2 separate regions of the Homo sapiens genome follow, and region 2 is linked to region 1. The links are chromatin loops, found by intact Hi-C in ENCODE. Cell type or tissue: heart left ventricle. All regions are shown on one strand. Links, peaks and the distances in the headings refer to the core of each region. The heading gives the core; the rest is flanking DNA. Region 1 overlaps LOC124901138 (a long non-coding RNA gene). Region 2 has its middle 12 kb from the start of LINC01863.

Region 1 (5,321 bases), core at 322-5,321:
TGGCTAGGCTTGTGTTATAGCCGCACGGTGGATTTGCAATACAGGTGAGTTCTCTGGGCCTATCTTGCTATTGCTAGCATCTAATGTGATGCCGGGAACACACCAAAGCATTAATAAATATTTGTAGACAGAAAAGCCCTCTGGCAGATTTTCTTCCTTTGACCTTTTGATTATTTTTCCTCTTGACATAACAGAATAAGATACCTAGTACCATGGTGACAATCTCTATAGAAATCCATAGCTTGCTCTCAGCACACCCGCAGATGCCAGTGGGAGGCTGGCATAGATTTGGACCAATAGAGAGGAGGCATGGTTAGCCTTGTCCTGGTTACAAAGAACATGTTTTTTTTTTGTTGTTGTTTTTTCCCCCTTTCAAATGGACCTTCCTGTCCCCAATGCAGCATCAACTAGCTCTCTCATAATGTGGGTTAATTTTCCATCAGCTCCTAGAAAGAGTGTATTTCCAGACTCTCTGGGGACAGACAGAGGAGTTTCAAACAGGATAAAGCAAGCTTCAGTGGAGAGTATTTGGAGTCTGCCGTGGCGTCAGGCTGCTCCAACCGCATTTCTGCCAGAGGGTGGGAACGTGTTTGCTTGGAACAGGTAATTCTTTCGGATACTCTAATCCGAGGTTTGAAATAGACTTGTGTTGCTACCAGAAACCCCTGTTGTGTGGCCTTTTCTTTGTTAGGCTTGTCCTGGTAAAGGCTGGGGATGCATTGGCTTGGGAGTGGAGGTCCTTTACTGAAGCCAGTGTGTCTGCCTCTTTAAGAGGGACCTCGAGGAGGGACAGTCCGAGAATCACAGAGATGAAAGCCAGATGGCCACTAAATAGGATGGCAGCGAGTGAGGAGAGGACGGCCAGCTGGGCTGTCTGCTTTATCACCTTGCAGTGGAGAAGACTTCTGCCTGTGGCTGCAGGTGGAAGATCTGGGGGTAGGGATGGCACCCTGAGCCAGGGCCCTCTGAATGGTCCAACTGGCCCCACCTTCTGCCCAAACCGGAACACAGAGTTCTAGACCCAGGAGACAGAGAAAGTCTGGGCCATGGAGTCAGAGAGGTCTGGGTTCAGATTCTAGCTGTGTCTCCCTGAACAGTGGTATAGTCTGTCCAACTTCCATTTCCTCGTCCATAAAATGGGTTGGTGATCCCATCTCACAAATTCACTGTGAGGCAAGTACAAAGAATACAACTTGAGCACAGTGCGTGGGGTATGGTTTTTCCTTGAGCAGGTGCTCAGGAAATTTCAGTGTCCCTGTATTCTGGAGAGCACTCTAATAATTATTTAACTAAGAGAGGGAGAAGGGGAACTTTTTTTCTGAGAGTCTGGGATCCTGGCCATTTAAAAATGAAATCCCCAAATCCTGCTTAAACACCTTACTAAGAATGCAAGTATATCACTCAGGGCTGGTACCAGATACCTGTAACAGAAAACCCAGATAACAGTGGCTTAAACAACAAAAGAGTTTACTTTCTTTTCTCTCATATAAAATAAATCCTGATGCAAAAAGTCAAAGGCTAGAATGATGGCTCCTCAGTCATCCCTTCCAAGAAGACAAGGCTCTATCTTTGTGCTCTGCTACCCTTAGAGAGTGGCTTCCTCTGTCAAGGTCACTGCATGGTCATGAAACGCTACTGCAGCTCCAGCCATTATGTCCACATTCCTGGCACCAAGAAGGGGCAAGCAGTGCAAGAGGAGGCACCTCTCAGATGAGTCAGCACTTTAAAAAATCTTTACCGGAAGCTTCTCCCAATGACTTCAACTTACATCTTATTGGGTACCCTCTATGGCAAGAGGGGCTGGGAAATTTATGGGGCAGGTAGACGCTCCCAGTAATAATAGGGGTTCTGTTAGTAGAGAGCAATGGCAGAATGTCACCTCTGCCATAGCCAACATGCAGCTTCTTCAACTTCCCTGGAAAGGTTTCCTGGGCATATTTCCCCAGGAACAATAAAGTATCTCAGGTTTTCTGCCTTCTCCACCGTCAGTCCTCACTCAGTGGACCAGCTGTTTCTGGAAAGGGCCACTGGTGAGAGTAAGGTCAGAACCCTGTGGCATACAGGTGGTCTCAGAGGCAGAGCTGCAGGAAGGTCCTGGCCACACCTCTGGCTGGCTGGCTATTCCTGGGTGAGTTACTTAACTGCACATCTCAGGATTCATGGATACCCTTAAGGATCAGTGAGATACTTGAACGCTCAGCAAAATATCCTGCAAGGGCCAGAGTCCAATAGGTTGTCAGTTGAGGTTAGTCCCCGACGTTTTCAACCTCCCATTGCCCACCTACCACCTCGATGTTAATAAAGCAACATCGGTTTTCATCCAACTTCAGATGATACATAGATTTTACGCATCAGGAAGGTTCAGAACCAGAAGCTCAGATGGATTACATGTGGGTACCAGGTTGAGAACCTACCTGGAGAACTCTAAAACCCAAAGGATAACCACTAAAATCTAAAATATTTTGCACTGTCTCATATCTGCCTATGTTACTGGCTGTACTAATTATCCATTACGGTGTCACAAATTACCCCAAAACTTAGTGGCTTAAAAGCCAGCTCAGTTTATCATCTCACTGTTTCTCTGGGTTGAGAAGCTGGGTGTGGCTTAGCTGGGTCCTCAGGCTCAAGGTCCCTCACAAGGCTGCAAGCAGGCTGTCCGTGGGGCTGTGACCATCTCAGTGCTGATATGGGGTTGGATCTGCTTCCCAGCTCACTCACGTGGCGGCTGGCAGGATCCAGCTCCTCATCGGCTGCTGGCTGGAGCCTCCTCAGTGCCATGCAGCATGGGCCTTTCCATAGTGCAGCTCACAGCGTGGCAGCTTGCTTCATCAGAATGAGCTAGTGAGAACGGAAGACAGAGAATGGGAGCAAGATGGAAGTCTTTTATAACGAAACCCCAGAAGGGGCATCCTTCTCTATTTTATTCCATTCATCAGAAGCAAGTCACTAGGTCCAGCCCAAACTCAAGTGAGGGGATTCCACATGGGCATGAACATCAGAAGAAGGGATCACTCGGGGCAGGGAGGTGCCAATTGGCTTTTGGAAGTGCCAAGCGAGGTCCTGCCTCATCCACCCACCTCCACTCCCAGGCTCCAGACATGGGGCCTGTTTCCTTCCATGAGCAAGCCCAACTCCTCCTCCCGTGGGGCCTTTGCTTGTGTAGTTCTGTTTTCCTGGTGACTCTTCCCTCTCTCCCTTCATAGTTCTACTCATTTTCAAAGTTCATCCCCAAACTCATTTTTTCCAAGAAGACTTTCTTGGACACCCTGCTTCTGAGTCACAGGAAGGAGGGGTGCCTGAAGCCCTACTCAGTACTGGGTAGCCCCAAAAGGTTGCCTTCAAACAGAAGTCTGGGCCCTGACTGTTCAACTCTCGTTCCTTGTATGGTTAACTGTGTTTGGACCTTCAGCTGTAGTTGTCATCCTCAACCAGAGAGGCTTTGGATCTAGTTCACGGATTCTTGGCATGTCATGCTGCACTGCCCCGGCAGTCAGAATGGAGGAAAGAGATGGACCTTATTTCAGGCCAGGCCCCAGCTCTGAATATGTGTGTGTTTGGGGCATGTTGTTTTTTATCATCTGAGTTCAGTCCTGTGCTTGTAGAAGGTATAATTTTCAGTCCATAAACTCAGGTGTGGGGTAGATAGAAATATCTCTATCATAATTGAGTTCAGTTCCTATTTTGAGCCTCCACTCAGCCCAGGTAGGTAACAAATCAGTCTCAGCTGATCTGCCCCTCCTTTTCCCAGAGATTGCATTTCTGCGTGTTATACAAAGGTGATAGAAGGATGGCCACCTGCTCTCCCATGCCACCTGTCCCTGGCATTTATCATTCTGGGTCATGGGTCAATGCAGGCCACCATGGAGCTGTCCCTTGCTCCCGTCTGCAACCTGTCTCCAGTCAGGTGACTCTGTGCTTCTGTGACATTCTGGGGCTCACAGTCATCACTGTTCTATCTCTTGTTTCTCATAGGATCCATGAGGCAGGTAAGCCCCGAGTCTCCTAGATGTACTATGTGGCCACTTCCTTTGGCGCTTCCCTCATCCCTAGGCACCCCCTCTTCCTTTCTGCTGTGAGATTTCATGGGCCATGCCTCTAGGGACTTTTGTCTTTGCCCTGACACCTGGCCGAGAGAGCAGAGCACAAAGATCAGTTTCTCGAGGACACTGACAGTCTCAGCACTCCTGCTGTGATAACCTTTCCACATCAGCCTGGGAATGTTCTCTTGGTCCACAGGCCCCCAGGGAGAGCCTTTGCTCATGATGTCCTCCTCCAGCATTTTTTGGCTAAGCCATGATTTTTTTCCAATCTCCTGAGAAACTCATCTTCAAAGCTGAAAAGCCAACGAAGACTCATTTTTGTCTCCTTTCTGCTGTCACAGGGAACAGCCTCAACTGACTTCAAGCAGGGAAGGCCAAGGCAGGAAAATAAAAAGCCAGAGGAAACCACAGACCTTCTTAACACTATCTGCCCCTCACATCCATCCAATATGCATTTACTAGCTCTTGCCATGGGTCAGTCACTGTTCTGGGTGCTAAAGACAAAAACAGTAAAACACTCAGCACCAAGGCTGGACACACTGGTTCATCCCAGCATTTTGGGAGGCCGAGGTGGGCAGATCACCTGAAGCCAGGAGTTCGGGACCAGCCTGGCCAACATGGTAAAATCCTGTCTCTATAAAAAGTACGGAAATTAGCTTGGTGTGATGGTGCATGCCTGTAGCTACTTGGGAGGCTGAGGCAGGAGAATTGCTTGAACCCAGGAGGCAGAGATTGCAGTGAGCCGAGATTGCACCACTGCACTCCACCCTGGGTGATAGAGCGAGACTCCATCTCAAAAAATAAATAAATAAATAAAAATAAAACAAAATAAAGACCTAGCATCAGTCCTCAGAAGTTGCAGCCTAATGAGGAAAAGTGGAGGTCAGTCTTGTAAACAGATTGACAGGCATAGTGTGATAAGAGATGCCAGAGGAGGCACTCCGTGCAGGCTGACCCTCTGGGAGCCCAGGACTGAGCTTGAAGGATGGACTGGAGTTATAGAATCAAGGAAAGGGGAGTTCAGCAGAGATAGGAGTACGTCCGAAGGTTGCGGGGGGGTGGTAGGAAGACAGCCTCTGAACAGTCAGTGGTGTGGGTGTGTCTCTTTGAAGGGAACACAGGTTGTGTCTCCAGGAATGGCTGCAGATAAGGTTGGAGAGAAGTGGGTAGGAATCAGGTAACAAGACGTCTTGGATGTCAGGCTGAGGCATTTGGATTTTATCTTCAGGAAATGTAGACTCATGGGAGAAGTTTTAAGCATGTGGTGATATGGCAGGCTTT
Region 2 (5,374 bases), core at 177-5,176, 130 kb before region 1:
TTCCGTCCTACAGAAAGATCCCGAGAGGGCCCCTTCTCCTTTTCTTTCTCCGCTGTCTAAAATGCTTTATTGAGGAAGGGTGAAAAATTGCTGAATTGATCTTTTTAAATGAACGCGGATCTGAACCAAAGAAATTCGGAAGAAGAGAACTTTCTCATCCAAGTGGCTGCCAACACCTCACCCCCAGCTGAAGCGCTCCCTTGTTCTCTCCTGCTCTGCCCCAGATTCATGGGCCGCTCTCTGAATCGTTGGCAATTTTCTCTGTACTGTCCTGACAACCTCCAGCCATGAAATTAAAAAGCTAGTTACCGAATCTTGCTCCTAACGGCTTTGTCCTTGCCAGCAATTCGACAGAGAAATCTGGAAGAGAGAGAGCCTCCACTTCGCCTGCAGTGGGTTGAAATGCTGCTGGAATGACAATGGGATTCGCAGTGGGAGGAGGAGAGAATGCGCAGTTTGCCAGGAATGAATGAATGAAAGGGAGAGAGAAAGAAAGAGTGAACTTCGGGCTTTAAACTGAAAAATTCCAGTGTCTCAGCAGAAGCCCTGATGCCTTTACTCCCAGACCTGCTACAAAATGCTGAGCAGGCACATTTCCCCACACCAGTGCCCTCTGGCCCTCAGCCTGGGTTCAGAGCTAGGGGCCGGAAAGCTGGAGAGTTGGAATTTGGGAGAGGAAGTGACTTCAAACTGGGGCAAGCCCTGGGAGGCCAGTCTACCTAGCCAGCTGGCTTTCCTCCCCCCATCTCATGTGTCTCCCCTGAATTCAGACATCGTCCACGCCCCCAAGGAATTTTAAGAAATCCTCAAAACCCAAGGAATTTTAATTGCCCTTAATTAAGGAAAAATGTTCTAGAAGACCACTGCAGTGTGGCTCAATGTGATATGGGTCCCTGAGCTCAGGAGGGTAAGGCTCAGCCTTGTTGCTGTCTGTGTTCCAGCCCTTGGCCTCGGGACCCACACAGAGCAAGGGGCTGGCAGATACCTGTTGGACAAAGGGATAGGACCAGCTGCATTCAGGGAGCCCTTTTTCCTGCCTTTGCCCTGTTCGGGCATGGACTTACAGATGGATCTTGTGATGTGCAGGGGTCGCAGGAGAGAGAGGCATTTGAGCCCTCGCTCAGTCTCCAGGGACAGGCGGAATGAGGTTGGAGTCCCAGCTCTGTGATGTCTTAGCCAAGAGACCTTGAGTGAGTTATCTGTAAAATGGGATTCCCCGTGGTGGTAGCTCACTGGGGGGGCTGGCAGATTAAATAAAGTCTTACATGTAAAGTGCTTGTCATATAGTCAATGCTCAGTCCCCATGCATCTTGGAATTAGTCTCATTGCTGGACAGGCCTGGTATTGAATGGACCCTGGGAAGCTGTGTTGGCCCTCGCTATTTAACTGAGCCTTCACTCACTCACTCATTCATACAAATACTTATCTAATGCCTTCCACGTGCTACCCTGTGCTAGGGGGTAGGGCAAGAAGAGTAAGTAAAAGGTAGCACAGTTTCAGTACTTGGAGCTTAGCCAGCAAGCAAGCAACAAACAAAAAAGCAAACATGCAAAATCAAGATCAAAATCATTTTGGGTGCAGATAAGTTGATGATCAGAGGAGGCCTCTCTTGGGAGGTGACATTTGAGCTAAGACCTAAATAACAAGAAGGAGCTGGGTACACTTAGACCTACAAGGCAGGAAGAGGGTCCCAAGGTAGGGAACAATAGCAAAGGCTTGGAGATGGGAACAAGCCTGGCCTGACCGAGGGGCAGCGGGGACGAGGATGGCTGCAGGGGGAGGCCTTGCGGGAGTTCAGGTTGCATTCTAAGAATTCTGGGGAGCCACTGGAGAGGTTATTTCACAGTGTTGGGAACAGGAAAAGCAGGAAGTCGGCCTGGAGGATTGGGGCTGGAGCCCAGAATGTGTGCTGGGTGTCACTGGCTCTCACCAACCTCTCCTTGGAGGCTGGATCTGGCCCCCTCTTTGCCTTGCACATGCTGCAACTCTGCATGACAGGGCAGGTCTTGCAGAACAGTGATGCAGCAATACCTAACTCAGCATTATTATGTGTGGCCCACCTTCTCAGAAGTGCATGTCTCCCCCAACCTCAGGGTTACCCCTGCATGGAGGAGTAGACCCCCTGCTGCTCCCCACACACCTGCCCTGGCATGGAGCACATGCTGCTATAGCAGCCAGGGACCTACTGGAGTCAGAGATGCTCTTCCCAGGCTTGGCCTGATGGGGGCAGTATCAGGAGAGCTCCATGGTGGGCCGGTCCTCCATCCCCCCAGGCTGAGTCCACCCTCTCAGCCAAGATGCCCCTGGTCCAAGCTGTGCCATAGGCCCTGCAGCCACCCTAGGGGTGGAATCTGGAGTCCTAAGACTGTGATAGCATGACCAGCCAGTTCACAAAGCACTGCACCCTTGGGGTCAGACAGCCAAGAGCTCCCTGTGTTATGGAGCTTGAGATTCTCCCCATTGAAAGGGAGCTAAGAAGTTAAGAGGCATTGAATCCAGCCTCATACATTCACTCAGTAAATGTTTGTCAAGCTTCTATGATGTGCCATACATTATATCAGCACAGGGTTATATACTAAAGATGGAGGACTCTGTGGCGCCCAAAGCAGAAATGATTCTGGCCCTCATGGACATCTGTATTTCTAGGGGGGTGAACAGACACAGAACAAATCAACCTACAAATACATAATTCTAAACCATGACAAGTGACAGAAAAGACAGAAACAAAGCATGGGGCTTATGTTCCAGATCCAGGAGTGGCCAAACTGGATCCGACGGTACAGAGATGAATGGCTCAGCTAAGATCAGAATCATAAAACACCATTTTGAAGGGCACTGATGCATTCCCAGAATGCCTGTATCATATATGAAATTCATTATTAACAATAACTGCCAAAATAAATCAATATGAAAACGATGTTGTGGAGAAAGTCTGTCTGGCTAGTATTGAGACTCGTTGGCGAATCTTGACATAACGAAAGTTGTTAAATGTAGTGGTCTGTTTACTGTGTTTGTAAACACAAAAATGAGAACAGATGACATGTTTGTGGAGCTTCTTCTGTGTCAGGCACTGTGGTGGGCACTGGGGGCCCAAGGATAAGCACCCTGCTTGTTTGGCATTGCCTGGAAGTAAAGCACTCCCACCCACACACCGGAAGCCCCTCACAGTGACTGCCTGCACTGTGCCAAGTGAGGGATGGCTGGGCTGCACATTCCTGGGCTGTCTGTTTTGTTTTGCTTCAAGATTTGACCTTGTCGCCAGATTTCTGTCAAGATTAACCTGGCAGAGTTTCTGATGTAGTTCATTCTACAGCGAGTTAGGCTTCCGCATTTGATGAAGTCAATATACCTGCATCATGGTGAGGCAGGCACAGAAGAGGAGGTTTGCGTGGCAGAACAATCCCTTTTTAGATTAGGAAACATAGAATTCATGTTGGAGAAAAGAGTGCTATTTCTGTCTCCAATCCGATTTTGTACCCACTTTCAGTTTTAAGCTGTGCCCCATTCCAGAGCAAAATCCTCCTCTCCTTCCTCTCCTCCTCTCCCCCACTGCCCCCTTCTTTTTCTCCTCAAGTCCTCCCTCCTCCCTCCCTTCATCTCCTACCCCCCTCCTCCTCCTCATCTCCTACCCCCCTTCTCCTCCTCATCTCCTACCCCCCTCCTCCTCCTCATCTCCTACCCCCCTTCTCCTCCTCATCTCCTACCCCCCTTCTCCTCCTCATATCCTACCCCCCTTCTCCTCCTCATCTCCTACCCCCCTCCTCCTCCTCATCTCCTATCCCCCTCCTCCTCATCTCCTACCCCCTCCTCCTCATCTCCTACCCCCCTCCTCCTCATCTCCTACCCCCTCCTCCTCATCTCCTACCCCCCTCCTCCTTATCTCCTCCTTCTTCCTCTTCCATCTCACGATCTCTTCCCCATCTTCCTCCTCCCCTCTCCTCCTCCCAGTCCTCATCTTCTCCACTCTCTTCCTCATCCCTCACCGCAACTCTTCCCTCCTCCTATTCTTCTTCCTCCCCTTCCTCCCACCTCATCTTCCTCTTCATTCCTTCTCTCTCCTTCCTCCCTCTCTTTCTCTCTGCCTTCTCCTCCTTTTAAAATCAATCCAGATTTACTTGGCTTTTGATTTGTGATTTAGTAGTGATCAGGAGATTTGATGTTAAAGGAAAATCGGATAAGCCCAGAGCCACTGACCTAATTGATAGGAGTTGCCATTGCCTCTGTTTTTCTGTATAAAATGGGAACAGTTTTTTGTACAATACAAGTACAATACAATACAAGTATTTATTTGGGCCCATATCTATTTTCACTAGTCTTCTGAGTTCTGTGAGGAACAAGAAAGGAATGAGTAGGACAATGTCCTCCCTCTTAGCAACTTCCTATCTCAATGGAGACCGCCTATCGAATGGGAATTTTCTACCCCAAGACACCTGAGACAGACCACAGTACACGCTGTGAGTGATTGAAGCACAGGCTCTAAATGCTGGCAGAGATCAGGCTCAGTATGGGCTGGAGGGAGGCTCCACAGACAATGTTCATCTTTTTTTTTTTTTTTTTTTTTGAGACAGAGTCTCACTCTGTCGCCCAGGCTGGAGTGCAGTGGCGTGATCTCAGCTCACTGCAACCTCTGCCTCTCGGGTTCAAGAGATTCTCCTGCCTCAGCCTCCCAAGTAGCTGGGATTACAGGCGCCTGACACCACGCCTAGCTAATTTTTGTATTTTTAGTCGAGATGGGGTTTCACCATGTTGGCCAGGCTGGTCTCGAACTCCTGATCTTGTGATCTGCCTGCCTCGGCCTTCCAGAGTGTTGGGATTACAGGCATGAGCCACCGCACCCAGCCTGACAATGTTCATCTTTAACAAAGTTCTGAAATTTGGGAAGATCTAGAATTGGAGGGCTAGGTACTTCTAATTCTGATGAAGGGAGAACAGTCATGATCATAGTACCAAACTCTCTCCCCTAATTCCCTGTTCCCATGGGGAAGGGACCAGCCTTTTCATGTCCTGCTCTTCTTCCCCTTTATTGCAGTCCCCTACCCTGAGCTGGTTTTGGTATCGGCCCTTTCTTCTTCCCTTTCCTCTCAATCTTGCTCATTATGTGGGACCTCAGCACTCCAGGGAGAAGCAAATGTCCTAGGCACAACAGCAAAACAGTGCATGTGGCAGAAGGCCATGGATGCTGACCTGAGCCTGGATCCCCGCTCCGCTCAAGATTCGTGGACTTAGGAGATTCAATCGACTTAGGAGATTCAATCGACAAGTTGAGCGAGGCGTCCAAGTTTGCTCCTGAAAATTGGGGGTGATAATCCTACTTCACAGGACTGCTGTTAGGATTCAACAAGGCAATGCCTGGGTAAGCAGTAAGGTGCAGATA

Evidence for each region. A loop is a pair of places that touch in the nucleus more often than their neighbours do. Peaks named below come from ENCODE experiments on the same cell type or tissue, not always from the same donor. Only the 100,000 strongest peaks of a DNase experiment are listed, where the experiment ranks them.
Region 2: it touches region 1 in a loop (3-fold over the local background); 25 of 110 quality-filtered maps call a loop at or near these places.

What each region holds. Positions count from the first base shown.
Region 1 is chr5:173,757,194-173,762,514 of GRCh38, forward strand. LOC124901138 (a long non-coding RNA gene) reads right to left here. Exons shown (of 2, transcript XR_007059060.1): 2 at 1,451-2,838. Among named protein-coding and RNA genes, the nearest start is that of LINC01484, 14 kb to the left of the region's middle. In heart left ventricle, for the core only: no CTCF peak of the experiment used is centred there; a DNase peak (open chromatin) is centred at 2,759.
Region 2 is chr5:173,627,673-173,633,046 of GRCh38, forward strand. No RefSeq gene overlaps it. Among named protein-coding and RNA genes, the nearest start is that of LINC01863, 12 kb to the right of the region's middle. RefSeq lists enhancers at 589-1,410, 5,259-5,374. In heart left ventricle, for the core only: CTCF peaks have their summits at 2,215 (motif pointing right) and 2,414; no DNase peak of the experiment used is centred there.